Regions from separate parts of the Homo sapiens genome. Here region 2 is linked to region 1. A link is an interaction called in ENCODE POLR2A ChIA-PET data of the cell type or tissue named here. Cell type or tissue: HepG2. All regions are shown on one strand. Each heading gives the region's core, and the rest is flanking DNA. Links, peaks and the distances in the headings are about the cores only.

Evidence for each region. Peaks named below come from ENCODE experiments on the same cell type or tissue, not always from the same donor. Only the 100,000 strongest peaks of a DNase experiment are listed, where the experiment ranks them.
Region 2: POLR2A ChIA-PET joins it to region 1 with 7 read pairs; 4 of 35 experiments call an interaction of 5 or more read pairs at or near these places.

The regions. Positions count from the first base shown.
Region 1 is chr16:75,115,600-75,130,332 of GRCh38, forward strand. LDHD (lactate dehydrogenase D) reads right to left here and starts at 1,181. Exons shown (of 11, transcript NM_194436.3): 1 at 1,050-1,181; 2 at 1-61. The coding sequence starts at 1,121. It also overlaps a transcript of ZFP1 not described here. RefSeq lists an enhancer at 412-706. In HepG2, for the core only: no CTCF peak of the experiment used is centred there; a DNase peak (open chromatin) is centred at 3,742; H3K4me3 peaks cover 1,698 bases.
Region 2 is chr16:74,957,964-74,973,468 of GRCh38, forward strand. It overlaps WDR59 (WD repeat domain 59), which reads right to left. Exons shown (of 26, transcript NM_030581.4): 2 at 7,810-7,859. Among named protein-coding and RNA genes, the nearest start is that of WDR59, 19 kb to the right of the region's middle. RefSeq lists a silencer at 5,606-5,826. In HepG2, for the core only: no CTCF peak of the experiment used is centred there; no DNase peak of the experiment used is centred there.

The DNA.
Region 1 (14,733 bases), core at 1,835-5,834:
ACACGTGGGAGCCGCCCACCACGGCCTTCAGAGCCTCTACGAAGTCCCTGCAGAGCTCTCCCTGCAGGGAAGAAACACACTGCCAGGGTCCCCCGAAAGACACATGGGGCCACAGCCCTGCCCCAGTGTCGGGGGGAGGGCTGGGGGCTGGAGGCTGGAGTGAGCCTCCCCTGCGCCCGCCCCGCTGACAACATCCTTGCCAGGTGGGCCCACTTTAAACAAACCCACTATCCAGAAATGCCTCTTTTCCAAACAGAGCCATTGGGGGTCAAAGTTTCCCCTCAGAAAAAAACGCCACCAGAATTTTTTTAATGTTTTCTTTTTTAATAAAAACAGGGTCTTACTATGTTGCCCAGGATGGTTTCAAACTCCTGGGCTCAAGCGATCCACCTGCCTCGGCCTCCCAAAGTGCTGGGGTTACAGGCGTGAGCCACAGCGCCCAGCCATCCAAATAAAAAACCAGAATTCACTCTCCAAAAAGGCTATCAGCAGGGTTCCTTCAATAGCCAGCCCAGCCTGAGCAACCGAAAAGATCCCTCACTTCCTCCTTTCTCCAGGGCCAACCAAGCACCACCCCAGCCACAGGGAACTCAGAGCTTGATAAGGGAATTAGGGGGAGGAAAAGCTTCCACTGCCCCCTCCCCACTCTACGTTGCCTGGGGCTTCTGGGCCCTTCGTGGGGGGCGGGGCGCGGCGGGGCGGGGGATGTGTTTCTTCCCATTTTACAGATGAGAAATGGAGGCCAAGTTAAGGACAGAGCCTGGCCTGGAACCCAGGCCCTTTCCTTCAGGGCCTTCTTCCACAGGTGTGTTTTATTCCAGGGGCATCCATTTGACTCCCCCAGCCCCACTCATGGTAGCAGTGGGGACTCAGCTGATCTCACTCTACACCCACCCACAGTTGCCACAGGGTAAGCCCAGTGCCCTTTTGCCCAAGGTCAGGTCACTTGGTGCTGGGGCGTCACAGAGCCCAGGAAACTTGGGATCAGAACCCCCTGCTCCCCGCTCCCCACCTCATCCCTCCAGAGGACTTCTCTTCTCTCCCGGTACCTTTGCCTTCTGGGAGCAGTAGCCCCTCCAGGGGAACAGCTCCCAGGTTGCAGACCTGAGCAGTCGGGCCATAGCCAGGCACTGGCCAGAGGGTGTGAGCACTGGGTGGCAGGGTGACCAGTCAGCTACTGTGGCAGCAGCTACTGCTGCTGTCAGCCCATTGGCTAGGCCAGGGGTGGGGCCTGCTTAAGGTGGCACGGGCTTTAAGGTGGCCCTTGCAGATCTTGCAGACATTTTCGTGGGCTCCAGGGACGACACTTCTAAAGGAGAGGCGAGGTTCACTGGACGTTTTGGGAAACTGTAAGGCAAAAATAAAATTCTAAGCCTCCCAACCGACTGAATGGACCTCCCTCTCAGCCCAGGGCATTCCAAAATAAACCTGAAAAATTAATTCAGGCTGTGATGGGAAGAGGTTTAGGACAAGCCTCATTATCCCCCTCCTTCCTTTAGAATTCAGACACAACTGACCAGCATTAACATTAAAACAGAGACCTTAAGGCATTCTGATCTTAAGACACAAAACAGACTCTTTGTAGCAATAAGATACCAAATTCCAACCTGACTCTAGCATCACCTGACAGATAGCAGGCCCTGAAAGAAATCAATGTATTTTACCCCCAAAATATATTCCTCTGATTTTTTTTTTAAATAGCTCCAAAAAGCTGTCTTTTGTGGGGAAAATCTAGAATCTGTAGAGAATCCCCTCCCCTTTCCAGGTTTTTTGTTTTGTTTTGTTTTGTTTTGAGACAGAGTCACTCTGTGGCCCAGGCTGGAGTGCAGTAGCGTGCTGCAACCTCCACCCACTGGGTTCAAGCGATTCTCCTGCCTCAGCCTCCCAAGTAGCTGGGATTACAGGTGCCTGCCACTGTGCCCAGATAATTTTTCTATTTTTAGTAGAGACAGGGTTTCACCATCTTGGCCAGGCTGGTCTTGAACTCCTGACCTCGTGATCCACCTGCCTTGGCCTCCCAAAGTGCTGGGATTACAGGCATGAGCCACCGCGTCCAGCCTCTTTCCAGGTTTTATCCTGATCTAAGGGAGATTTAACTAAGAGTCTGGCACCTTTTAACGCCTTAGACATTTACCATCTATGTTACATAATAAGAACCTTGGGCCGGGTGCAGCGGCTCACATCTGTAATGCCAGCACTTTGGGAGGCCAAAGTGGGAGGATCACGAGGTCAAGAGATAGAGACCCTCTTGGCCAACATGGTGAAACCCCGTTTCTACTAAAAATACAAAAATTAGCTGGGCATGGTGGTACACGCCTGTAGTCTCAGCTACTTGGGAGGCTGAGGCAGGAGAATCGCTTGAACCCAGGAGGTGGAGGTTGCAGTGAGCTGAGATCGCACCACGGCACTCCAGCCTGGCGACAGAGCGAGACTCTGTCTCAAAAAAAAAGAACCTTGGTCTCCACAACTCCTTATCTTAACCCAGATGCTTATTTCTATTGATTCCAGGTTGTCTTTTTTAAAATTTTTTATTTAAAAAAAATTTTGTTGTTGTATACCAAGATTCCAAGTCTTTGGATAATAACTTCTTTCAACCAATTGAAAATCAGAAATTTTTTTTTTTTTTTGAGATGGAGTCTCACTCTGTTGCTCAGGCAGTGGCGTGATCTCAGCTCACTACAACCTCCATCTCCTGGGTTCAAGCTGTTCTCATGCCTCAGCCTCCCAAGTAGCTGGGATTACAGGAGTGCCACCATGCCCAGCTAATTTTTGTATTTTTAATAGAGACAGGGTTTCACCATGTTGGTCCAGGCTGGTCTCGAACTCCTGACCTCAAGTGATCCACCCGCCTTGGCTCCCCAAAATGCTGGGATTACAAGTGTGAGCCACCGTGCCCAGCGCCAATCAGAAAAGTCTTTGAATTCACCTATGACCTGTAAGCTCCTCCCTCAATCAGAAGGAACCAATGCATACCCTGCTTATATTGATTACTGTCTGATGCCTCCCTAAACTGTATAAAACCAGTTGTAACTCAACTGCCTTGGGTACATGTTCTCAGGACCTCCAGGGAATGTGTCACAGGTCATGGTCTTCATGTGAGTGGTGGGAAATCCATACAGGTCTACATAAAACTCAATGCTTGCCTCATCAGAAGAAAGAATTCTACTGAAGAGGTCTGAAAGGGAAATATCTTGAGCCCCCAAAATTACTAAGCTAAAGGGAAAAGTCAAGCTGGGAACTGCTTAAGGCAAACCTGCCTCCCATTCTTTCAAAGTCACCCCTCTGATCACTGAGCTAAATGCATATCTGATTGCCTCCTTTTGAGAGGATAATTAGAAACTCAAAAGAATGCAAACATTTGTCTCTTATCTACCTATGACCGGGAAGCCCCCTCCCTGTCTTTCCAGACCCAAACAATGTTCATCTTACGTATGTTGAGTGACGTCTCAAGTCTCCCCAAAATGTATAAAACTAAATTGTGCTCTGACCACCTTGGGGACATGTCATTGGGATCTCCTGAGGCTGTGTCACACCATCATCATTGGCAAAATAAACTTTCTAAATTAACTGAGACCTTTCTCAGATTTGGGGGGTTCATATTTTGGTAACCACAGAAGAATTCTGACTGGAGGCGCCCCTGACCTTTGACAAAGCTATCAGTGCTTGGTACCAGCTTGAGCTATCTTTATGGCTCAAACCAATAGGACAATTTGCTGAGGCCCGGAAGCACACCCTCCAGAGAATACCTTATCTTTCAAAATCTGGTCAAGATCTAAAGTTCATTTTGTTGTACAACTCCTCTTTTTTTTTTGGAGTTTTACTTGCTTCTAACACAAGGAAGGCAAATTTTTCCTGCTTCCATGTTGATGGAAGGCAGGTAACTCCTTTATGGTGTTTGAGCTCGCAACCAACAGGGAAGATGAGGGTTTTTCCCTGCTTCTAGGATGGTAGAGAGCAGTCTTCAGCCTGAAACCCATCCCTAGGTAAGTAACTGAATTGGGGTTTGTTTTGGCTAAAGTTAAGATTACAACCAGCTGGTCTTAATTTCTCCTTACCACTAGAAAGCTTAGTAATCATATAAATTGTGTGATCATTTGTTTTGCTTAACTGTTTTGTTGTTGTTCATTTCTCTTTTTGTTGTTCTTTCAGTCTTTTTCCCATTGGGTTTGATCAACTCTATCTGACTTGATCAAATACAAAGGAAGTCCCAAATTATGGGGAACAAGGCCTCTGAAGTGGCTAAATTCACACACACACACATACACAAAGGATGATGTGATAGGGGGTGAAAAACAGCCAGCAAAAGGAAAAAAAAAAGGAAAGATTTTTTATTTTGACTACTAAGTGGCTTTAGTTACACAACGAGGCCACCTTTTTGCTAGCCAGGCCAAACTGAAAGAGCAATGGCTGTGCTTCTGAAATAGCAGCAATTTGTCCTAGCTGAAATATGGTAATGAGATTTTAAAAGATTTTTTTAAAGGAGCTCAATGATTAAAAGTCAGCTTAATTAAAAGCTAACATCGAAGATGTGCATGTGTATGTGTGGTGTGTGTGTGTGTGCGCATGTGCGTGTGTGTGTTTGTATTTAAAAGGACTTCATGTTTTTGTTTTTGTTTTTCTCCAAGAATCTTGTCTTTTTTTGAGCGAAAGTTTTTTTCTTCTCAGTTGACTGAATTCTGTTTTCTTCATTTACTTCGGCTGTATCTCCTTTCTCTTGCACCCTCTGCTGCATGAGGGACCTAAAATAGTTTATAATAGCTGGGGTTCCTTAAAGAGAACAGAGAAGGCACCAGGCTCCCTTTAAGGGAGAAACCTGTTTTTTCTTATGCAATCCCCAGAGTGTAAACAGGCAAGTTCGTCTCGTCTCTTCAACTGCTTACTTTTGTATTGTTGTTACCTGTTTGTGGTTTTTTTTTGGGTTTTTTTTTGTTTTTTTTTTTGACTAAAATAGTTATTGCAACAGAGGTTACCCTTGGGTTTTTTTGTTTTTTGTTTTTTGTATTGTTTGTTTGTTTGTTTTGAGTCTGAGTTTCACTCTGTCGCCCAGGCTGGAGTGCAGTGGCGCAATCTCGGCTCACTGCAAGCTCCGCCTCCCGGGTTCACGCCATTCTCCTGCCTCAGCCTCCCAAGTAGCTGGGACTACAAGCGCCACCATGCCCAGCTTGTTTTTTGTTTGTTTGTTTGTTTGTTTGTTTGTTTTGTATTTTTAGTAGAGACGGGTTTCACCGTGTTAGCCAGGATGGTCTCGATCTCCTGACCTCATGATCCGCCCGCCTCAGCCTCCCAAAGTGCTGGGATTACAGGCATAAGCCACTGCACCCAGCCTACCCTTGGGTTTTTAAGGAAGACTATGGTTTAGACACTTAGAAATGTCTTTGTTTAAAAGAAGTTTTTTAAAAAGTGCACTGTAAAAGCATCACGTGTTCTAACCTCATAATAAGTGTCCCTTCTTGGAGACCCAGGATTCAGTGTGGGCTCTGCCCAGAGCTCAGAGATCCACTTAAAAGGTAGTCCCTTTATCTAAATAAAACTAGTCTCCTTATACAATCCTATGATAAATTTCTTTTTTGTTTTTTTTTTTTTGAGACAGAGTCTCGCTGTCACCCAGGTTGGAGTACAGTGGGGTGATCTCTGTACTCCAGAGAGTACAGACATAACTGGGACTACAGGCGCCCACCACCACGCCCAGCTAATTTTTTGTATTTTTAATAGAGACGGGGTTTCGCCGTGTTAGCCAGGATGGTTTCGATCTCCTGACCTTGTGATCCGCCCACCTCGGCCCCCCAAAGTGTTGGGATTACAGGAATGAACCACCACACCCGGCAAATTTCTTTAATTTTATGTTTGATTTGGCATTCATCTTTCATCTCCCTCTGGCACCATCAGACTTTTTCTCTCTGTACCTTATGATGTAAATTTTGCTATTTGATTTTCACCTGAGTTGTTTCCTTTAATATGCAAACATAAGGCTAGTTAGCTGACAACTGCCTAGGGTTGTGAAGCAGGTTATCAATAATCTGAGTGTATCCATAAGATGTACTTCTATCAGCATGCCTAATACGTCTATGTATTTATGTGTTGTGTACACAATGCTTCACTACTGAAAATGCTTAAAAGAGCTCTAATTAACTGGCTTAAGAAAATAAAAGTGCTCGAATGAAATGCTTTATCAGGAAAAAAGACTCGTCAAATATTTTTTCAAGTTTATGTAACTCAGTAAAATTATTAATAAATAAGCTAGCCTTAAAATTACTGGTAAAGTAATATTAGAAATGTCTGAAGAATTGCCAGCATACATTTTTGTTTGCATATTAATCCAGCAGTTTCATACTTATCCCTGCCAAATACTATAAGGTGTCAAAATTTCTCATAGGGGTTACAAAACTGTATACCCAGCCCAAAACAGAATGATCTTTGCTTGTGTAAGCTTGTTAGAAATGCAAAATGCTTATTCCCCAGTGCCACAAAGAAATAGCACTCAAACATAAATTTAGTTTTCTCAGCAAGGCAATTTTCACTTTCTGCAGAAAAGGTGCCCCTCGCAGATGAAACAATGGTGAGAGCACACTTGGACAGGGGAGGGGCAGGAGTTCTTATTCCTCATGCAGGTAGCCCCTACTGCTGTGTCGTTCCCCTATTGGATAGGGTTGGACCGCACAGTCTAAGCTAATTCCAATTGACTATTTTAAAAAGAGCAGGAGTACCAGCCGGAGTGGCAGGGTGAGTAGTTTAGCAGTAAGGGCGGTTACAGAACAGTTGGCTCAGGATGAATCAGGACAGAGTAGGTGACCAAGAGTGACTCAGGTCAAAGCAGGTGACCAGGGGAACAGCTGTGAACTACTGATTAGGACTGGCGGGAAAGTTGTTTACTGAAACTAGAAGCTAGGGGGCAAAGAGAACCAGGAAGCTAAACTTTAAAATGGAGAATCAAAGAATAAGAGAGCTGAACATACTGACATACTGATTCTTTGAAGAGAAACTTGGAGTTCACTATATTTAACAAATCTTTAATAAATAAGACATTAATATTGGTTTAATAAAAATAGCTACATCTTAAATTTAGTAAGATTACCATAACTTCTCATCTTGTGGCTTTAGGCAGTCCGGTCTATAGGCAATAGTGTTTGTTTTGGAAAAGCACTGTTATCATCTTTGTTTCAAAGCTAAATTATAAGTTCCTCCCAAAGTTAGTTTGGCCTATGCCCAGGAATGAACAAGAACAGCTTGGAGGTTAGAAGCAAGATGGAGTCACTTAGGTGCAATCTTTTTCACTGTCTCAGTGATAATTTTGCAATGGCAGTTCCATAATTTTAAATAATGACAAGCACAGTTTTTATAAATAATCTAGGTAAGTAATTAAAATAAAATAAGTAAATATTATAGGATAAATATAGACAAACTCATAATTTTGAATCTAAAGTTAAATAATAGAGATTTTATTATTTGGGTATTTTCCAATAAAAATATATTTGGGCCAAGTGCAGTGGCTCACACCTGTAATCCCAGCACTTGGGGAGGACAAGGCGAGTGGATCACGTGAGGTCAGAAGTTTGAGACCAGCCTGGCCAACATGGTGAAACCTCATCTCTATTAAAAATGCAAAAATTAGCTGGGCACAGTGGTGCATGCCTGTAGTCCCAGCTACTCAGGAGGCTGAGGCAGGAGAATCACTTGAACCCAGGAGGTGGAGGTTGCAGTGAACCAAGATCATGCCACTGCACTCCAGCCTGGGCGACACAGAGACTCTGTCTAAAATATATATATGTGTATATATATATATATGTGTATATATATTTGTGGAATGTTTTCCTACAAATATATATATAAGAATGTGTGTGTGTGTGTGTGTGTATATGTATATATATATATATATATATATATATATATATATATATATATATGTAGGAAAACATTCTTTTTTTTTGGAGAAAGAGTCTTCCTCTGTCACCCAGGCTGGAGTGCAGTGGTGCAGGGTTCAAGCAATTCTCCTGCCTCAGCCTCCCAAGTAGCTGGGACTACAGATGCATGCCACCATGTCTGGCTAATTTTTTGTATTTTAGTAGAGACAGAGTTTCACTATGTTGCCCAGGCTGGTCTCGAACTCCTGAGCTCAGGCAATCTGTCCACCTCAGCCTCCCAAAGTGCTGGGATTACAGGTGTGAGCCACCACACAGGCCAAAAACATTCTTTCTTAAAAAAAGTTGTGTCCCAGCCAGGTGTGGTGGCTCACACCTGTAATCCCAGCACTTTAGGAGGCCAAGGAGGATGCATCACAAGGTCAGGAAATCAAGACCATTCTGGCCGACACGGTGAAACCCTGTCTCTACTAAAAATACAAAAAAAAATTAGCTGGGCCTGATAGCACGCACCTGTAGTCCCAACTACTCGGGAGGCAGAGGGAGGAGAATCACTTGAACCCAGGAAGCAGAGGTTGCAGTAAGCCAAGATTGCGCCTCTGCACTCCAGCCTGGGTGACAAAGTGAGACTCCATCTCAAAAAAAGTAAAATACAAATAAAAAATAAGTGTGTCCTTTTGAAAAAGGTGAACAATTTTTGTCTAATTGAAAGTTTTTTTTTTTTGAGACAAGAGTCTTGCTCTGTTGCCCAGGCTGGAGTGCAGTGGTACAAAGCTCACTGCAACCTCTGCCTTCCAGGTTCAAGCGATTCTCCTGCCTCAGCCTCCCAAGTAGCTGGGATTACAGGCACCCACCACCACTCCTGGCTAATTCTGATATTTTTTAGTAGAGACAGGGTTTTGCCATGTTAGCCAGGCTGGTCTTGGACTCCTGACCTCAGGTGATCTGCCCTCCTCAGCCTCTTAAAGTGCTGGGATTACAGGCGTGAGCCACCACGCCCGGCTTCAAAGCTAATTTAAAGGTCATGTATAAAACAAGGTAAAAGGGGCCGGGCATGGTGGCTCACGCCTGTAATCCCAGCACTTTGGGAGGCTGAGGCGGGTGGATCATGAGGTCAGGAGATCGAGACCATCCTGGCTAACACGGTGAAACCCCATCTCTACTAAAAATACAAAAACAAAATTAGCTGGACGTGGCGGCAGGCGCCTGTAGTCCCATCTACTTGGGAGGCTGAGGCAGGAGAATGGCATGAACCTGGGAGGCGGAGCTTGCGGCGAGCTGAGATGGTGCCACTGCACTCCAGCCTGGGCAACAGAGCAAGACTCCATCTCAAAAAAAAAAAAAAAAGCAAGGTAAAAGGAACCAGGGAATAAAAGAGATGTAAAAAAAAGTTATAAAAATAAAGAGGTTTTTTTTTTTTTTTGGTAAGAAAGCTTAAAGAGAAATAATTTCATATGAGAAAGAATTTTGTATGATAAATTTAGTACTAAAGTAAAATGGCTGGTAGTTTAAGAAAGAGGAATGGGCTGGGCTCACTGGCTAAGGTCTGGAATCCCAACACTTTGGGAGGCCGAGGTGGGTGGATCAAAGGTCAGGAGTTTGAGACCAGCCTGGCCAACATGGTGAAACCCCATCTGTACTAAAAATACAAAAATTAGCCAGGCATGGTGGCACGCACCTGTAATCCCAGCTATTTGGGAGGCTGAGGCAGGAGAATTGCTTGCACCTAGGAAGCAGTGGTTACAGTGAGCTGAGGTCATGCCACTGCACTCCAGCTGGGACAACAGAGCAAGACTCTATCTCGAAAAAAATTTTTTTTTAATTAAAATTATCACATCCTTCTATCTGCCTGTATGTACTTTTGTTTGTTTGTTTGTTGTTTTGTGACGGAGTTTGGCTCTTGTCGCCCAGGCTGGTGTGCAATGGCACAATCTCAGCTCACTGCAGACTCCACCTCCTAGGTTCAAGAGATTTCTCCTGCCTCACCCACCCAGGTAACTAGGATTACAGGCATGCACCACCACACCTGGCTAATTTTGTATTTTTTTAGTAGAGACAGGGTTTCACCATGTTTGTCAGACTGGTCTTGAACACCTGACCTCAAGTGATCACCCACCTGGGCCTTCCAAAGTGCTGGGATTACAGGCCTGAGCCACCGTGCCCAGCTGGAAGTTGTATTTTATGATCAAGATGAAAATTTTATAAATTGTTTATAAAATTTTGGAAAACAAATTTAATTGGCTTCATGTTGTTTTTACTAGGGCTTATCATTTAAATCTCTTCTCTTAAAGAATGAAGGTTTTCAGGCCGGGTGCGGTGGCTCATGACTGTAAGCCCAGCACTTTGGCAGGCCGAGGAGGGCAGATCACCTGAAGTTAGGAGTTCAGGACCAGCCTGGCTAACATGGTGAAACCCCATCTCTACCAAAATACAAAAATTAGCCAGGCATGATGGCAGGTGCCTGTAATCCCAGTTACTCAGGAGGCTGAGGCAAGGAGAATCGCTTGAATCTGGGAGGCAGAGGTTGCAGTGAGCAGTGAGCTGAGATCAACCCCCTGAACTCCAGCCTGGGCAACAGAGCAAAACTCCATCTCAAAAAAAAAAAAAAAAAAGAATGAAGGTTTTCACTGTATTTTTTAAATCCTTGAGTTATCACTTTGGTTAAATGAATTCTTCTTTTAATTAATTAACTAATTTATTTATTTACTTTTGTGAGACAGAGTCTTGCTGTGTCGCCAGGCTGGAGTGCAGTGGCACGATCTCGGTTCACTGCAACCCCCGCCTCCCAGGTTCAAGCGATTCTCCTGCCTCAGCCTCCCAAGTAGCTGGGACTACAGGCGTGCATCACCATGCCCAGGTAATTTTTTTATTTTTAGTAGAGACAGGTTTTCACCATGTTGGCCAGGATGACCTCAATCTCTTGACCTCATGATCTGCCCACCTCAGCCTTGCAAAGTCCACCCGCCTCGACAGAGTCTTGTTCTGTCACCCAGGCTGGAGTGCAATTGTGCAATCTTGGCTTACTACAACCTCTGCCTCCCAGGTTCAAGTGATTCTCCTGCCTCAGCCTCCTGGGTGGCTAGGATTACAGGCATGCGCCACTACACCAGGCTAATTTTTGTATTTTTAGTAGAGATGGGGTTTCACCATGTTGGCCTGCTGGTCTCAAAATCCTGACCTCAGGTGATCCACCCACCTTGGCCTCCTTAAATGCTGGGGTTACAGGCATGAGCCAGCACGCCCAGCCAGTTAAATGAATTATTTTGCAATGACTTGTAATCCTATTTTGTAATATCAAGTGTTTTATACCTTTGATATTTGACAAACTTTCCAAGATAAAATTATAAATTATGTTTTTTTCTGACCTAACTAGTCTTTTAAAATGTTATTAATAGGTTCTCTAAAATCCAAAAATGACATATTTGGCTTATTTGGTCTAAAAATTATACAGGAAGCATTGTCAAATATAAAATGGTGTTTGGTTTTCTTTGGGCTGTATTCCTATAAATATGTTATTGGTATGTGTCCCAAAATTATGAGAAACTCCTATAATTCTGATCTGACTTAATGTACATTATCAGTAATAACCATAATTGTTATGTTAAATTATTGTGTGCTGCAGAAGTAACAAATTTCCTTGCCAATTGTATCTTTGACTATGGCTGCTCTAAAACTTTTTGTCATTCACGGATAATCGTCTTGTTTTGGTCCTCTTTGGTTTTACAATCAGCTATAAAACTGATTTTATAAAAGGTAGTTTTATAATCAGCTGTAAAACTCTAAAACTCTAACAGGTGCTCTTTTTTTGGGCAGGGAAAGAGTCTCCCTCTGTTGCTCAGGCTGGAGTGCAGTGGCATGATCTCAGCTCACTGCAACCTCTGCCTCCTGGGCTCAAGTGATTCTTAACTCCGGCCTGGGCGACAGAGCAAGACTCTGTCTCAGAAAAAAAGCATGAGCATGAAGAGGGAAGCATGAGGAGATCAGTCTCCCAAGTAGCTGGGACTGCAGGCATGTACCACCACGCCTGGCTAATTTTTGTATGTTTAGTAGAGATGGGGTTTCGCCATGTTGGCCAGGCTGGTCTTGAACTCCTGGCCTCAAGAGATCCGCTGGCCTCAGCCTCCCAAAGTGCTGAAATTATAGGCATGAGTCACTGTGTCTGGCCTAACAGGTGCTCTTGAATGCAGGTTTCTGATAACTTTGGAGATTGTGACATCAGCATAAAGGAAAAACTTTCAGGATTCAGGGAGGGCTGAAATGTTCATGAATATCAAGCAGAACAGGAATTAACTGCATGGACTAAACTAATAGAAGTCTGAAGTAATCTTTTTAACTTTTTGCTTAAAACATTGCTGATCTTTGTTTTGCTTTTCAGAGTCAAGAAAACTTTTAAGCTATTTACAACTTTTAACAATTGAGTTAAGTATACTCAAGAACAAAATTCAGAGCATATTTGTTTCTCTCTACCTGATTTCTACAGATTTTGGAAACTATTTGTGAGTATTCCTAACTTATGACAATACAGTTATTTGCATAAGTGCAAAAAGAATCTGTTTTCATTTGTAACAGGACACCATTGGAGAAACTAGTTATTTTTACCAAGACTTTGACCAGAACGGTGTGCTTTCCTTTAAGGAATCAAACTTCACTTATGGAGCCAATAAAAGCCCCTTGAAAAACTGGCCTCATACCTTTGTCTACACAGTCCCTGTAAAGGGTTCCTGACCTGTGGTAAGTAAAGAATGTCACTGTGGGGCCCAGGAGCCCCACGTTTATCTTGGAACCTCAAGAGGAGAAGAATTTACCCAACTCATCAGTATTTGATGGTACAAATTCATGGCTGGGCTCGGCTTTAAAAAAAGTCTTATCTGAGATTCCTTCTCTGGGACAACGTTCCATCAAAACCAGTTTAAAAGCCTGTGTAAACATTAATTATTTTTGCTGTAGTGTATACAAATAATTAGGCCAAGTACAATAAAGCAAACCAGTCCTACCATGATTTGTCTTTAGTAAAAATAGGAAACTAGAGAGAGGAAAATTATGTTTCCAAAACTATAGTAACACTCATTGTTAGATTCTAGTCTTGTCTAATATTTTTCAATTCTTATTATTATCTACAGTTTGAACCAAATTCTAATTTTTCTTGGCAACGTGTCTTCAAAATAATGTTTTCAAATTTTTCCTTCTTTTTTTCCCCATTTTGCCTAATCTGGAGTCACTGAAAACTAAGCTGTGTTTTCATAAAGCCCTGTGAACTGAAGCTGGACAACTTAAACTTCAGAAGAAAATAACAGCAACCTATTTATATTTATATACATAAGCCACTTTTTTTGTTGTTTGTTTATTTTTGAGACAGAGTTTTGCTCTTTGTGTTGCCCAGGCTGGAGTGCAATGGCACAATCTTGGCTCATTGCAACCTCCGCCTCCGGGGTTCAAGCTATTCTCCTGCCTCAGCCTCCCAAGTAGCTGGGATTACAGGAGTGCACCACCACGCCTGGCTAATTTTGTATTTTTAGTAGAGACGGGGTTTCTCCATGTTGGTCAGGCTGGTCTCAAACTCCCGACCTCAGGTGATCCGCCTGCCTCAGCCTCCCAAAGTGCTGGGATTACAGATGTGAGCCACCGCGCCGGGCCAGCCACTTTCGTATCTGTCTACTGATGTATGGACTTCGGAGTAATGTGGCCTATATCAATTTTTCAGGATTGTTCTTTTGTTTGTTGTTGTTCTCCTTTCCTCCCCCTATTTTCTCTTCAGAGGACGTGAGACTTCACAACCTTCTAAAAATGAGCTTTCCTAGCAACTAGGGACTTACCTGTCTAGGAATAAACCATCCTAGCCATGAGAGATCAGATGAAACCTGAGATCAGAGACTGATTTTCTTCTAAAATGCTTTCTCTAAAAGATTTTTAAAAAGAAAAAGGGGGAATGTGAAGGAAAATATCTTGAGTCTTCAAAATCACTAAGCTAAAGGGAAAAGTCAAGCTGGGAACTGCTTAGGGCAAACCTGCCTCCCATTCTATTCAAAGTCACCCCTCTGCTCACTGAGATAAATGCGTATCCTTTTGCCTGTCTTGGAGAGGCTAATAAGAACCTCAAAAGAATGCAACCATTGGTCTCTTATCTACCTATGACCTGGAAAACCTTCCCCACTTCTAGTTGTCCCGCCTCTCCAGACAGAACCAATGTTCATCTGACATATGTTGATTGATGTCTCATGTTTCCCTAAAATGTAAAAAAACAAACTGTGCTGTGATCACCTTGGGCACATGTCACCAAGACCTCCTGAGGCTGTGTCATGGGCATGTGTCCTCAACCTTGGCAAAATAAACTTTCTAAATTAACTGAGATCTGCCTCAGATTTTTGGGGTTCACAGAGGCATAAGGCAGAAGGAGAGACCAAGGCAAGTTTTAGAGCAGGAGTGAAATTTTATTTAAAAAGCTTTAGAGTGGGAACAAAAGGAAGGAAAGTACACTTGGAAGAGGGCCAAGAGGGCAACTTGAAAGACAAGTGTGTGGTTTGACCTTTTGACTTGTGGTTTTTTTGTTTTTTGTTTTTTTTCAGACAGAGTCCACTCTGTCGCCCAAGCTGGAGTGCAGTGGCGCAAGCTCGGCTCACTGCAACCTCCACCTCCTGGGTTCAAGTAATTCTCCTGCCTCAGCCTCTCCAGTAGCTAGCTGGGATTACAGGTATGCACTACCACACCTGGCTAAGTTTTGTATTTTTAGTAGAGATGGGGTTTCACCATGTTGGCCCGACTGGTCTCAAACTCCTGACTTCCAGTGATCCGCCTGCCTCAGCCTCCCAAAATGCTGGGATTACAGACATGAGCCACCATGTCCAGCCTGACTTGGAGTTTTATATGGTGGCACGCTTCT
Region 2 (15,505 bases), core at 6,980-10,979, 150 kb before region 1:
TATCACATAGAATCTCTGGCCTGCTCCAAAGGAATCACCTGATCCTGCGATGGCCAGCTGGCATCGTCCCATCAGAAGAACAACAGGACAAGGCTAGTAGCTATACATGTGAGGTGAGTATCAATAGGGGGCTGCAGAGACTTTACAGGGCAAATGTACAAAGGCAGAAAGTGGGCACTTCAGGGTGAACACGCCTGATGGAACATAGGTGTTTATCTTCATTTTCCCCAATGCTCCACTATAATAAGAGTAAAGAAGACAAAAAACCTCCAAAGACAAAGAAAATGAGACAGGAAATGAAAAACAGGTGGACAAATGGTAATTGATCTAAAGAAAGCTAAATAGGCCAGGCATGGTGGCTCACAACTCTATTCCCAGCACTTTGTGAGGCCAAGGTGGGTGGATAGCCTCAGGTCAGAAGTGGGAGACCAGCCTGGCCAACATGGTGAAACCCTGTCTCTACTAAAAATACTAAAAAATTAGCTAAACATTGGTGGCAGGCACCTGTAATCCCAGCCACTCAGGAGGCTGAGGCAGGAGAATTGCTTGAACCTGGGAGGCAGAGGTTGCAGTGAGCTGAGATCACACCACTGCACTCCAGCCTGGGGGACAGGCTGAGACTCCATCTCAAAAAAAAAAAAAAAAAAAAAAAAAAAACAAGCTAAATAAAGCCAAAGTACATGGAGAGAGAAATGAGTGTGAAGCAAGTTGCTTCCCCCCAACTGGAGGCTTTTGTCTCAAGACAAGGGCAAGGGGTAGGGCTAGAAGACAACAAGCAGAACAAAACTAGGACACCTGTTTGAAAGACCACTAAGGAGGCCGGGCACAGTGGCCCACGCCTATAATCCCAGCACTGTGGGAGGCCGAGGCGGATGGATCACCTGAGGTCAGGAGTTCGAGACTAGCCCGACCAACATGGAGAAACCCCTGACTAATAAAAAAAAAATTAGCCAGGCATGGTGGTGCATGCCTGTAATCCCAGCTACTCAGGAGACCAAGGCAGGAGGATCACTTGAACCTGGGAAGCAGGGGATGCAGTGAGCCGAGATCGCACCATTGCACTCCAGCCCGGGCAACAAAAGCAAAACTCCATCTCAACAAAAAAACACTAAGGAGAGGGTTATGTGCAACCCATCCACCCAGGTGGCTGCCTCAGTGGAGAGTGGGTGCTATTCTCCCCTAGAGCAGCCCCAGACCTGGGAAGTGGGAAGTGCTGCACTAAGTCATTCCTCTCTCTATGCAGCACTCACGACTCTGCCTTTTACTCTTCAGATAGACTTCTCAGGAGAAAATAACCAGCCCAGGAAAAAACAAAAGCAAGCAAACAACAACAAAACTCTGCAGACAATGACATTTGGACATCCACTAACAGGGCCTGGTTCCCACCTGATCTCCTCCACCGTCTACCCACTTAAAGAGAGATGCCAGTCGCTCTTTAGCATTAGCAGCCAACGATCTCAGTCACCGGAGGAAACCTGAAGGATAGGGACTAATGCAACAGAAAGGAAAAAAGCCTTCATGGTTGGAAGCAGCAGCTCACACTGGAACTCTTAGTGCTGCAGGCCGAGGCAGAAGCATCGCTTGAGGCCCGGAGTTAAGACCAGCCTGGGCAACCTGGCAAGACCTTATCTGCATAAAGAAAAAAAAATTATAATAAAATAAAATAAAATTAGCCAGGTGTGGTGACATGTGCCTGTACTCCCAGCTACTGAGAAGGCTGAGATGGGAGGATTGCTTGCCCAGCAATTCAAGGCTGCAGCGAGCCATGATTGCACCACTGCACTCCAGCCTAGGTGACAAAACAGAAAAAGAAAAGGAAAGAAAAAACTCCTCCCTTGCCTCCCCACCGCCCTCCAAAATAATAACAATAAGAAAAAAAAAAAAAGAGGAAGAAGAAAAGAAGAAATTCAAAGGAAACGGCGATAAATGCAGAAGAGAAAAAATCTTGGAACCAATATTTTCCAAGAGTTAAGAGACAATATAAATAATAATAAACATTAAAACAATAGTTGAAATTTTTTGAAAATTAAAATAGTTGAAATTTTTTTTTTAAATCTGAAAGTAGTGTTAGAAGCTAAAGTTTAGGCCGGGCGCAGTGGCTCACACCTGTAATCCTAGCACTTTGGGAGGCCGAGGCGGGTAGACTGCCTGAGCTCAGGGGCTTGAGACCAGCCTGGGCAAAACGGTGAAACCCCGTTTCTACTAAAATACAAAAAAGTTAGCTGGGCATGGCAGCGTGAGCCTGTAATCCCAGTTACTTGGGAGGCTGAGGCAGCAGAATTGCTTGAACCCAGGAGGCAGAGGTTGCAGTGAGCCGACATCGCGCCACTGCACTCCAGCTTGGGCAACAGAGCGAAACTCCATCTAAAAAAAAGAAAGAAGCTAAAGTTTAAAACTCCCAGAAGGCAAAACTGACGAGGCCAGAAGCAAAGTCATACAAGATATCCAACATTGACTACTAGTAGGAATTCCAACAAGAAAGAATGAGAAGAGAAAATGAGGTCAGGTACGTGGTTCACATCTGTAATCCCAGCACTTTGGGAGGCTGAGGTGGGTGGATCACCCAAGGTCAGGAGTTTGAGATCAGCCCGGCCAACACAGCAAAACCCCATCTCTAATAAAACTACAAAAATTAGCTGGGCTTGGTGGCGCTCACCTGTAATCCCAGCTACCTGGGAGGCTGAGGCATGAAAATCGCTTGAACCCAGGAAGCAGAGGTGGTTGCAGTGAGCCAAGTTTTCATCACTGCACTCCAGCCTTGGTGACAGAGCAAGATTCCGTCTCAAAAATAAAAAAAAAAAAAAAAAGAGAGAGAGAAAGAAAATGGGAAAATAAAAGGGAGAAAATGATCAAAGACATAATACAGAAACATTTCTCTAAACTAAAAGATACAGATTTCCAGATTTGAAGGACCTTCCAAGGTTCTAAAAAAAATTTCTGTATCTTAATCAGAATGGTGATTACATGAGTATATATATTTGTAAATTTCAGCTATTTACTTAAGTTTACCACACTTTATACAATTTACTACACATATTGTAAAATTCAGTATAAGAAAATGCCAGGTGCAGTGGCTCACGTCTATAATCCCAGCATTTTGGGGGGCCAAGGCAGGAGGATCAACTTGAGCCCAGGAGTTCAAGATCAGCCTAGGCAACACAGGGAGACCCTGTCTCTACAAAAAAAAAAAACTTAGCCAGACAGGCGTGGTGGTACATGCCGGCAGTCCCAGCAGTTTGGAGGTTGAGGTGGAAGGATCACTTGAGCCCTGGAAGTCGAGACTGCAGTGAGCCGTGATCTGCATTCCAGCCTAGGCAACAGAGTGAAACCTTGTCTCAAAACAACAACAACAACAAAAAAAACCCAATATAAGAAAATGAAAGTTCTAGGTCTTTCAAGAATTACCACACTGTTTTCCACAATGGTTGAACTAATTTACATTCCCATCAACAGTGTAAAAGCATTCCTATTTCTCCACAGCCTCACCAGCATCTGTTGTTTCTTGACTTTTTAATAATTGCCACTCTGACTGGCGAGAGATGGTCTCTCATTGTGGTTTTGATTTGCATTTCTCTAATGATCAGTAATGATGAGCTTTTTTTCATATGTTGGCTGCATAAATGTCTTCTTTTGAGAGGTGTCTGTTCACGTCCTTTGCCCACTTTTTAACGGGGTTGTTTATTTCTTGTAAATTTGTTTAAATTCCTTGTAGATTCTGGATATTAGACCTTTGTCAGATGAATAGGTTGCAAGAATTTTCTCCCATTCTGTAGGCTGTCTGTTCACTCTGATGATAGTTTCTTTTGCTGTGCAGAAGCTTATTAGTTTAATCAGATCCCATTTGTCAATTTTTGCTCTTGTTGCAATTGCTTTTGGTGTTTTTGTCATAAAATCTTTGCCCATGCCTATGTCCTGAATGGTACTGCCTAGATTTTCTTCTAGGGTTTTTATAGTTTTGGATTTTACATTTAAGTCTTTAATCCATCTTGAGTTTATTTTTTTATAAGGTTTAAGGAAGGGGTCCAGTTTCCATTTTCTGCATATGGCTAGCCAGTTCTTCCAGCACCACTTGTTAAACAGGGAATCCTTTCCCCATTGATTGTTTTTGTCAAGTTTGTCAAAGATCAGATGGTTGTAGATGTGCAGTCTTATTTCTGATATCTCTATTCTATTCCATTGGTCTATATGTCTGCTTTGTGCCAATACCATGCTGTTTTGGTTACTGTAGCCTTGTAGGATAGTTTGAAGTCGGGTAGCGTAATACCTCCAGCTTTGTTATTTTTGTTTAGGATTGTCTTGGCTATACAGGCTCTTTTTGGGTTCCGTATGAATTTCATAGTTTTTCTAATTCTGTGAAGAATGTCAATGGTAGTTTAATGTGAACAGCATTGAATCTATAAATCACTTTGGGAGGTATGGCCATTTTCACGATATTGATTCTTCCTATCCATGAGCATGGAATGTTTTGCTATTTGTTTCTGTCCTCTCTGATTTCCTTGTACAGTGGTTTGTAGTTCTCCTTGAAGAGGTCCTTCACTTCCCTTGTTAGCTGTATTCCTAGGTATTTTATTCTCTTTGTAACAATTGCGAATGGGAGTTCATTCATGATTTGGCTCTCTGCTTGCCTATTGTTGGTGTATAGGAATGCTTGTGATTTTTGCACATTGATTTTGTATCCTGAAATTTTGCTAAAGTTGCTTATCAGCTTAAGAAGCTTTTGGGCTGAGACAATGGGGTTTCCTAGATATAGGATCATGTCATCTGCAAACAGGGACAGTTTGACTTCCTCTCTATTTATTTTTTCTTTTTTCTTTTTTTTTTTCTCTCTTCCTATTTGAATATTCATTATTTCTCTTGCCTGATTGCCCTGGCCAGAACTTTCAATACTATGTTGAGTAGGAGAGGTGAGAGATTCCTGAAAGACCTAGAGGCAGAAATACCATTTGACCCAGCAATCCCATTATAGGGTATGTACCCAGAGGAATCTAAATTACTCTATTATAAAGATATGGCCAGGTACGGTGGCTCATGCCTGTAATCCTAGCACTTTGGGAGGCCGAGGTGGGTGGATTGTCTGAGTTCAGGAGATCAAGACCAGCCTGGGCAACATGGTGAAACCCCGTTTCTACTAAAATACAAAAAATTAGCCAGGCATGGCAGCGTGCACCTGTAGTCCCAGCTACTCGGGAGGTTGAGGCAGAATTGCTTGAACCCGGGAGGCAGAGGTTGTAGTGAGCAGAGATCATGCCACTGCACTCCAGCCTGGGTGACAGAGAGACTCCGTCTTCAAAAAAAAATACAAATAAAAATAAAGATACATGCACGCATATGTTCAGTGAAGCACTATTCACAATAGCAAAGACATGGAATCAATCCAAACGCCCACCAATGATAGACTGAATAAAGAAAATGTGGTACATATACATCATGGAGTACTATGGAGCTATAAAAAGGAAAGAGATCATGTACTTTGCAGGGACATGGATGGAGCTGGAAGCCATTATCCTCAGCAAACTAACACAAGAACAGAAAACCAAATACTACATGTTCTCGCTTATAAGTGTGAGCTGAACAGTGAAAACACATGGACACAGGGAGAGGAACAATGTACACTGGGACTTGTTGGGGGGCCAGGGGGAGGGAGAGCATCGGGATAAATAGCTAATGCATGTGGGGCTTAATACCTAGGTGATGGGTTGATAGGTGCAGCAAACCACCATAGCACACGTTTACCTACGTAACAAACCGGCACATCCTGCACATGTATCCTGGAACTTAAAATTAAATTAAATTTTTTTTAAAAAGAAGAGAAAATACTTCAAGAGGCCAAGGCAGAGGCAGATGGATTGCTTGAGTCTGGGATGTCAAGGCTGCAGTGAGCCGAGATCACATCAGCGAATACACTCCAGCCTGGGTGACAGAGTGAGACCCTGTCTCAAAAGAAAGAAAGAGAAAAAGGGAGAAAGAGAGAGAGAGAGAATATGAAATGAGGCCAAGGTGAGAGGATTACTTGAGCCCAGCAGTTCAAGACCAGCCTGGGCAACAAAGCAAGACCCTCATCTCTAAAAAAAAGAAAAAAAGAAAGAAAATGAAATATAAAGATTCAAGATCATGTTGAAAAATAGTAAAAATGTGTGCCAAGCACGGTGGCTCACACCTGTAATCCCAGGACTTTGGGAGAATAAGCCGGGCAGATCACTAGGTCAGGAGTTCAAGATCAGCCTGGCCAATATGGTGAAACCCCATCTCTACTAAAAATACAAAAATTAGCTGGGCATGGTGGCAGGCGCCTATAATCCCAGGTACTCGGGAGGCTGAGGCAGGAGAATCACTTGAAACCGGAAGGCGGAGGTTGCAGTGAGCCGAGATCGTGCCACTGCACTCCAGCCTGGGCAACAAGAGCGAAACATCATCTCAAAAAAAAAAAAGAGCAGGGAGCTGGAGGCAGAAAAGAGATACCAACTTTCCCTTATCTAGGCACCCAGTATGACACACAAAAAAATGATATAAATAATTTTCTCCAGGGAGGTGGTCAGAGGTAGGAAGGAAATTTACTTTTCATTGTATATCCTTCTGAAATTTTTACACGTTTACCATGTTGTATACTTTTTTAAAAAAGGTAAATTAAAACATAATTTCAAAATAAAGTAATGAAGCTGATAGAAAAGAAAATATTTTCACTGATTTGTAAATGGGTTCATAAACAACTACATTAATGAAAATACAGTGGATCCTAGAGGTAAGGACTGTACTCGAGAGCAACACGAAAGGAAAAGGGGACCATGACCATCAAAAAAAAATTTTTGGCTGGGTACGGTGGCTCACACCTGTTATCCCAGCACTTTAGGAGGCACTTTGGGAGGCCAAGGCAGGTAGATCACCTGAGGTCAGGAGTTCGAGGTCAGCCTGGCCAACATGGTGAAACCCTGTCTCTGCTAAAAATACAAAAAATGAGCTGGGCGTGGTGGCACGTGCCTATAATCCCAGCTACCTGGGAAGCTGAGGCAGGAGAATCACTTGAACACAGGAGGCAGAGGTTGCAGTGAGCCGAGATCGCGCCACTGCACTCCAGCCTGGGCGACAAGAGCAAAACTCCGTCTCAAAAAAAAAAAAAAATTTTTTTTTGAGATGGGGTCTTGCTATGTTGCCCAGGCTGGTCTTGAACTCCTTGGCTCACGTGGTCCTCCTGCCTCAGCTTCGCAAGTAGCTGGGACTACAGGCCATGCCTGGCTTGATTATTACATTTTATCCCAATAGTACGATGTTAGGGTTATTAGAAAAGCAGAGATGGCCCTTAATTGCCAGTCTTAAAAATTTTGAGCCAGAAGATGCTACAGAAACTTGTCATTCAGTTCCTTCATGATGAAATCAAATTCCTTCATGAGAAAACCAAAGTCCAGTTAAGCCAAACTGAATAAATGTCCAGGGGCTCACAGTTAGTGGCACCGTCAAACTGGAACTCAGATTCCTTCAATCCTAGGAACCACCTGCTTCACCAAAATAGATTTCATCCTTCAGGTATGTAGTAGCAAACATCCTTGAGTCTTGCAGTAAACAGAAAACTGCAATTTCAAGTTCAAGCTACCAGTCACTAAAACTTCAAAGGTGTTTTATTGCTTACCTATTAGGGCAGAGATTAAAATAAACTGCAAATAATCCCTCCGAGTAGCCCTGAGGCAAACAGGATATCAGAACTAAACCCTATGATCATAATCCGTAAATATAAGAATAGCTTCCAAGTTCCCAGAAACCCCGATTTGCAAATCGTTTCCAGAAATCATGGCAGACAAACTCGGCAAGCTTACTTACCCAGAAAGCACTGCATGCTGCCCAAGACAGTCCACAGACATCGCAGTTGCCTGAGAGAGAGAACACAGAGTCAGTGCTGCCAGCAAACCCAGCCGGGGATAGAAGGCAGAGGTCTCTGTGGCTCTTCCTCTTCCTGTCTCCCAAGAAGTCCCCAGCTCGCAGGTATCATTAGTTCTCTACAGTGGATGCTTCTACCCACCCACTTCTAATTTACAACCCAATTCCACATTCACTTTTTTTATTTTTTGTAGAGACAGGGTCTTGCTATGTTGCCCAGGCTGGACTCCAACTCCTGGTCTCAAGTGATCCTCCCATTTCAGCCTCCCAAGTACACATTCATTTTTGACAATAGGGCAGTTGCTACCTGTTACCCCCACACCAAGACTACATGCAACCAAGCTGGTACATTCTAAATTGAAAAGACAGGCTGGGCGGGGTGGCTCACACCTGTAATCCCAGCACTTTGGGAGGCCAAGGCAGGCAGATCACCTGAGGTCAGGAGTTCAAGACCAGCTTGGCCAACATGGTGAAACCCCAACTCTACTAAAAATACAAAAATTAGCCCGGTGTTGTGGTGGACACCTGTAATCCCAGCTATTCGGGAGGATGAGGCAGGAGAATCGCTTGAACGTGGGAGGTGGAGGGTGCAGTGACTCGAGATTGAGCCACTGCACTCCAGCCTGGGCAACAGACTGAGACTCCATCTCAAAAAATAAATAAAAATAAATAAATTGAAGAGACAGAAGTCCTGGAGCCCATGGGGAGGCTGACTAGCTCAGAGAAAACAGCAGCTACTATGAACAAAGAGCCTTCTTGCAAGTGAAACCTAACCTGGACACCCCCACCCCACACACACCCAAGACACCCGTGACTTTCCAAAGGGCATGGACTTCTCCTCAAGCCATATGGCAGTTGGCAATATTCAGACACCACCCCTGCTGAATCCAAGGTCATATTCTGGATACTGACATCCCCAGGTCACATTCGCTCTGAAATTTCTAGTGCATTTAACTGGTTTCTATTTCCCGGGTCTCCCAATTCCCAGGGAGCACTATCACATCGTTTCAGGAGCCAACGTCTAACTCCCAAGAGACTGCAATGAGTCCAAAGAATGTGCATTCAGGCTGAGCACAAGGCTTATTTTAATCCAGGCAGTTATTGCCCTGAATTTCTTTGGACAAGTTCAAATCCTGCTGCACTCTCATGCCAGTATCATGAAACAGTTTGTGCCACTGTTTGGTTATTAAATGCTCTAAGTTCTCTCCAAGACAGTATCAACGAAGAATCCATTTTATACATTCTGCGACAATCACAAATCACAAATGGTAAGCACCTTCTTTCCCTCACCCTCGCTGGCCTTATTTAGTGGATTTCTCAAGTCATCTACCCTCAAGAAACATCACAAGTAACATTGGGGACAAGAAGCCAGAGTACTCTCACCGGAGGCTGCAAAGTGATTAACATGCATCCTTCAGTGCACCAGAGTCAGGAGCAGAGCGAAGCCCAGAAGGAAAGGCAGGCAGTGAAATGAGATGCCATTTCCAGGATTCCTCTGTGCAATTTACAGACAGTAAGGAGATGATAAGGAGGAGGGCAAGATGGTTCCTCTAACAAGATCTGTGTAATCTTTCTGGGGAGTCTGTGGTAGGCAGAATCCTAACAGCCCCCAAGATTCCAGGCCCTTGGTATATACACACCTCTTCCCTGCTATTCAACATTCACTGAACACAAATCTAGCTACTATTGGGAAGGGATTTTATGGATGTAATTAAGGTCCCAATCAATTGACCTTAAGATAGAACTCGGCTGGGCGCGGCGGCTCATGCCTGTAATCCTGGCAATTTGGGAGGCCAAGACGGATGGATCACCTGAGGTCAGAAGTTCGAGACCAGCCTGGCCAACATGGTGAAACCTCATCTCTACTAAAAATACAAAAATTAGCCGGGCATGGTGGCAGGCACCTGTAATCCCAGCTACTCAGGAGGCTGAGGCAGGAGAATCACTTGACCCCGGGAAGCAGAGGTTGCAGTGAGCCGAGACATGCCACTGCACTCCAGCTTGGGCAATAAAGCGAGACTCGGTCTCAAAAAAAAAAAAAAAAAAGATAGAAGACCTCAAACAACCCAAATGTCCACCAATGGAGGAACAGATAAACAAAATGTGGTACAGACATATAATGGAATATTATTCAGCCTTAAAAGGGAAGGAAATTCTGATACATGCTACAACATGGATGGAGCTCGGAAACATGCTAAGTAGAGTATCCCAGATGCAAAAGGACAAACATTATATGACTCCACCTAAAGCAGATGAACTCATAGAAACAAAAAGTAGAATGGAGGTTGCCAGGGTCTGGGGAAGTAGAGAATGCGGAGTTACTGTTTAATGGGTACAGAGCTCCTATTTGGGATGATGAAAATTTAGAGGACGGGGAGACTGAGAGATTTAGTCTCATCAGTCCTTTAAATCTATGTCTAGATGTCAGAGACAGGAAGTCAGAGATTAAAAGGGTGAGAGATTCAACATGAAGATTCGCATTGCTGGCTGCAAAGACAGAAGGACATGGCAAGGACCTGAGACAGCATGTAGGAGCTGAGAGTGCCTCGACTTCTGACCTACAGAACTGTGAGCTAATAAATGGATGTTGTTGTAAGATGCTAAATATGGACCGGGTGCAGTAGCTCACACCTGTAATCCCAGCACTTTGGGAGGCCGAGGCAGGCGGATCACCTGAGGTAAGGAGTTCAAGACCAGCCTGGCCAACATGGCGAAACCCCATTTCTACTAAATATACAAAAATCAGCCAGGCGTGGTGGCATGCATCTGCAGTCCCAGCTGCTCAGGAGGCTGAGGTAGGAGGATCGCTTGAACCCAGGAAGTGGAGGCTGCATGCAGTAAGCTGAGATCTTGCCACTGCACTCCAGCCTGGGCGACAGAGCAAGACTCTGTCTCAAAACAAAACAAAACAAAACAAAAACGGCAAATAGACTATCATAACTCACCCATATCAGAGGAAGTTATTTAAAAAAAAGAAAAACTACCACCACAACACCACCTACGTGATTTTTCCCACCACTACCCTAGAAAAAACAGGTTACCACCATGTTTGCAGGAGCACACTGAGGAAGCTTACACTAAGCTGTCCCAAAGAAGGAATGGAGAAAGGGAACACTGAGCAGAGGAAGTGAAAACGACCTAACCAGAGAAAGTCAGTGCTTTGTGGGGGAAAGGAGTCTGCAATCCAAGCCCTCTCCACCCTCAGCACACCAGGTGGGGAATTCTAGACGTGGGTTAAGAACCACGGGACTGTGGAATTTTTGTATGACCACACTGCAAGTGAGGAGGGGAAGCCCTGCAATGACTGAGATAGGATTTCCCAGCAGTCTGAAGAAAGGTGCCTGCTGGGGATTAAAGACAGGTTAGAGGTGTAAAGTGGCATTTTATATCCACTTACAGACTAAAATTTAAACTGGCTACTTATAAATATATATATATTATACATATTTGTTTTGTCTTTTGAGACGGAGTCTCACTCTGTCACCCAGGCTGGAGTGCAATGGCACGATCTTGGCTCACTGCAACCTCCACCTCCCAGGTTCAAGTGATTCTCAGGCCTCAGCCTCCTGAGTAGGTGGGATTACAGGTGCATGCCACTACGCTCGGCTAATTTTTTTATTTTTAGTAGAGACGGGGTTTCACCGTGTTAGCCAGGATGGTCTCAATCTCCTGACCCTGTGATCCACCCACCTCAGCCTCCCAAAGTACTGGGACTACAGGTGTGAGCCACTGCACCCGGCCTGTTTTTTTGTTTTTATTTTTGAGATGGAGTTTCACTCTCGTTGCCCAGGCTGGAGTGCAATGGCTTTAGCTCACTGCCACCTCTGCCTCCCGCGTTAAAGTGATTCTCCTGCCTCAGCCTCCCAAGTACTGAGATTACAGGCATGTGCCACCACGCCCGGCTCATTTTTGTATTTTTAGGGTTTCACCATGTTTCCCAGGCTGGTCTTGAACTCCTGACCTAAGGTGATCGCCACCTCAGCCTCCCAAATTGTCACACAGGTTGGAGTACAGTGGCATGATCTCAGCTCACTGCAGCCTCAAACTCCTAGATTCAAATGATCCTCCCACCTCAGCCTGCTAATTTTTGTGGGATTTTGGGGGGTTTTCTTGAGACAGGGTCTCAATTTTTTGCCCAGACTGGAGTGCAGTGGCTCAATCTCAGCTCACTGCAACCTCCGTCTCCTGGGTTCAAGTGATCCTGTCACCTCAGCCTCCCAAATACCTGGGACCACAGGCGCATGCCACCACACCCAGCTAATTTTTTGTATTTTTGGTAGAGATAGTGTTTCACCATGCTGCCTAGGCTAGTCTAGAACTCCTTTCCCTATTGTTAATTTTTGTCAACTTTGTCAAAGATCAGTTGGTTGTAGGTATGTAGCTTTATTTTTGTGTTCTCTATTCTGTTCCATTGGTCTATATGTCTAGTTTTCTAGCAGTACCATGCTGTTTGAGTTACCACAGCCTTGTAGTATAATTTAAAGGCAGGCAATGTGATACCTTGTCATTTGTCATTTCACTTAATTCTACTTATCTTCTAAGTCCCAAGACATACCTCCCCTAAGAAGCTCTCCCAGAATGGCATGAACCCAGGAGGCGGAGCTTGCAGTGAGCCAAGATGCGCCACTGCACTCCAGCCTGGGTGACAGAGAGAGACTCTGTCTCCAAAAAAAAAAAAAAAAAAAAAAAAAAAAAAAAGCAGCTCTCCCAAGGACCTCTCTAAGCAGGTTCCACCTTTTCCGAAAGCACTTTCTCTGCCCCTGCATCACAGAACTTGCCACAGCTTGCTGTGTTTAGTTATTGCTATACACATCTTTCTTCTCCCACTAGCTGATGAGCCCCTGCTGAGCATGGTCTATTTCATTTCTCCCAGAGCACCCAGCAAGTTGCTTTGTACACAGAGGTGCTCTGTAAAACTCTGTAGTATGAAAGATGGTTGCAGCTGGGCATGGTGGTGCACACCTATAATCCCAGGACTTTGGGAAGCCAACGCAGGAGGATTGCTTGGAGCCCAGGAGTTCGAGACCAGCCTGGACAACATGATTAAACCACACCTTTTAAAAAAAAAAAAAATTAGCCAGGAATGGTGTATGCACTTGTACTCCCAGCTACTTGGGGGGCTGAGGGGAGGATAACTTGAGCCCGAGAGGTTGTGGCTACAATGAGCAATGTTCACACCACTACACTCCTGGCTAAACGACAAAGCAAGACCCTGTCTAAAAAAAAAGCCAAAAAAAAGATGGTAGGTCAGAACCAAGTCAAAATCAAGGTCCTTCCAGCTCACAATGTGCCAAGGTGTTCCTCGACATCTCTGAGAATATTTTTGGTGGTTTCTCTTGATAATTCCCCTTAATAATTTATCACCCACGAGTTTATCTAAACTTTTAAAGTTCATTCGTTTCGTTAATACCTCCTAGGACAATAAACTTCAATAGCTCACTGCATGCTGTGTGAGACGTTCTATTAGAATAATGTGATGAACAAAATTTTGTTTCTGACAGTGGTCCCAAAAAAAAGAGAAAAAAAAGATTTGTGTACCTTACCCATACACTTTATACTGTAAAATTTTCATCAGTTTTCCTTCCTTCTTTCCTTCCTTTTTTTTTTTTTTTTTTTTTTTTGAGATGGAGTCTTGCTCTGTCACCCAGGCTGGAGTGCAGTGGCGCAATCTCGGCTCACTGCAACCTCTGCCTCCTGAGTTCAAGCAATTCTCCCGCCTCAGCCTCCTGAGTAGCTGGGATTACAAGTACCTGTCACCGTGCCTGGCTGTTTTTTGTATTTTTAATAGAGATGGGGTTTCACCATGTCGGCCAGGCTGGTCTCGAACTACTGACCTTAAGTGATCCACCTGCCTGGGCCTCCCAAAGTGCAGGGATTACAGGTGTGAGCCACAGCACCCAGCCTCTAAGAAAGTGTCTCACTCTGTCGCCAAGGCTGGAGTGCAGTGGTACTCACTGTAACCCCAAACTTCTGGGCTCAAGTGATTAACCTGCCTCAGGCTCCCAAGTAACTGGGACTACAGATGCACACCACCACACCCGGCTAATTTTAAAATTTTGTGTAGAGATGGGGGGTCGCTATGTAGCCCAGTCTGGTGTTGAACTCCTGGGTTCAAGCAATCTTCCTGCCTCAGCCTCCCAAGGGGCTAGGGTTATGGGCATGTGCCACCATGCCCAGCCAAACTCTTGCTTTTCCATACTGAAAAGTCCTCCTCAATTGTAGGAAAACAAACTTATTGTCCAGGACTGCTCTCTATCAAAACAGGTATCTTTAAACAGAAGAGAATGAAGTTCTTAGAAGTCTTTGTTCCTTCAACTGCAAAGAAGGATGGTGACTTTTGGCACACTTAACACTTTAGGATTTACATGCCCTTTATGAAATGAGAATTGATGGTGATATTTGATTCTGATTCTCTTGGAGTAAATATAATAATTTGGAAACGTCAAGCTAACTGATGGCTAATGAAGGAAATCAATTCCATGAGACTCTATTAGACTACAAATTGCTGCTGTCCTCGTTTAAAAAATTTCTTGGTGAGTCAACTTCCAAAGGCAACAGTGTTCTGAAGCACTTGGTTTCAGCAATCCAAAGCAACAGACCACAATTTATCAAAGGGAGGAAAAACTCTGCCCTTTCTCCAGGCATAAAATGGAGGTAGCCTGGTGCAGCAGAAACGGTATGCATCGGCTTTGCAGTCAGAATTAGATTAAAACTCATGTCTAGGCCAGGCACGGTGGCTCACACCTGTAATCTCAGCACGATGGGAGGCCAAGGTGGGTGGATCATTTCAGGTTAGGAGTTTGAGACCAGCCTGGCCAACATGGCTACTAAAAATACAAAAATTAGCCAGGCGTGGTGGCGCACACCTGTAATCCCAGCTACTCAGGAGGCTGAGGCACAAGATTCACTTGAAACCTGGGAGATGGAGATTGCAGTGAGCCGAGATGGAGCCACTGCATTCCAGCCTGGGTGACAGAGCAGGACTCTGTCTTAAAAAAAAAAAAAAAAAAAAAAAAAAAAGAGGTTTTACAGACTAAAGCCACAAACTGAAAACCACTGATTATTAAAAGGGTCCGACCATTTCAGAGGACAAGATCCAATTTCTATTCAAATTAGATATTGGCCAGGCACGGTCGCTCACGCCTGTAATCCCAGCACTTTGGGAGGCCGAGGCGGGCAGATCACCTGAGGTCTGAGGTCGGGAGTTTGAGACCAGCCTGACCAACAAGGAGAAACCCCATCTCTACTAAAAACACAAAAAATTAGCCAGGTGTTGTGGCGCATGCTTGTAATCCCAGCTACTCAGAAGACTAAGGCAGGAGAATCGCTTGAACCCGGGAGGTAGAGGTTGCAGTGAGCCAAGATTGCGCCATTGCACTCCAGCCTGAGCAACAAGAGCAAAACTCTGTCTCAAAAACCATAAAATTATACATGAACACTGCTGCCAAAGCTGGTTTGTTGTTTTGCTTTTTAGATTGGGGTTGGCGGGGGGGCCGGTCTCTCTCCATCACCCCAGCTGGAGCACAGTGGCGTTGCAGCCTCAAACTCCTGGGCTCAAGCAATTCTCCTGCCTCAGCCTCCTGAGTAAATGGTACCACAGGCACAAGCCACCATGCTCAGCTAAGTTTTTCATTTTCTG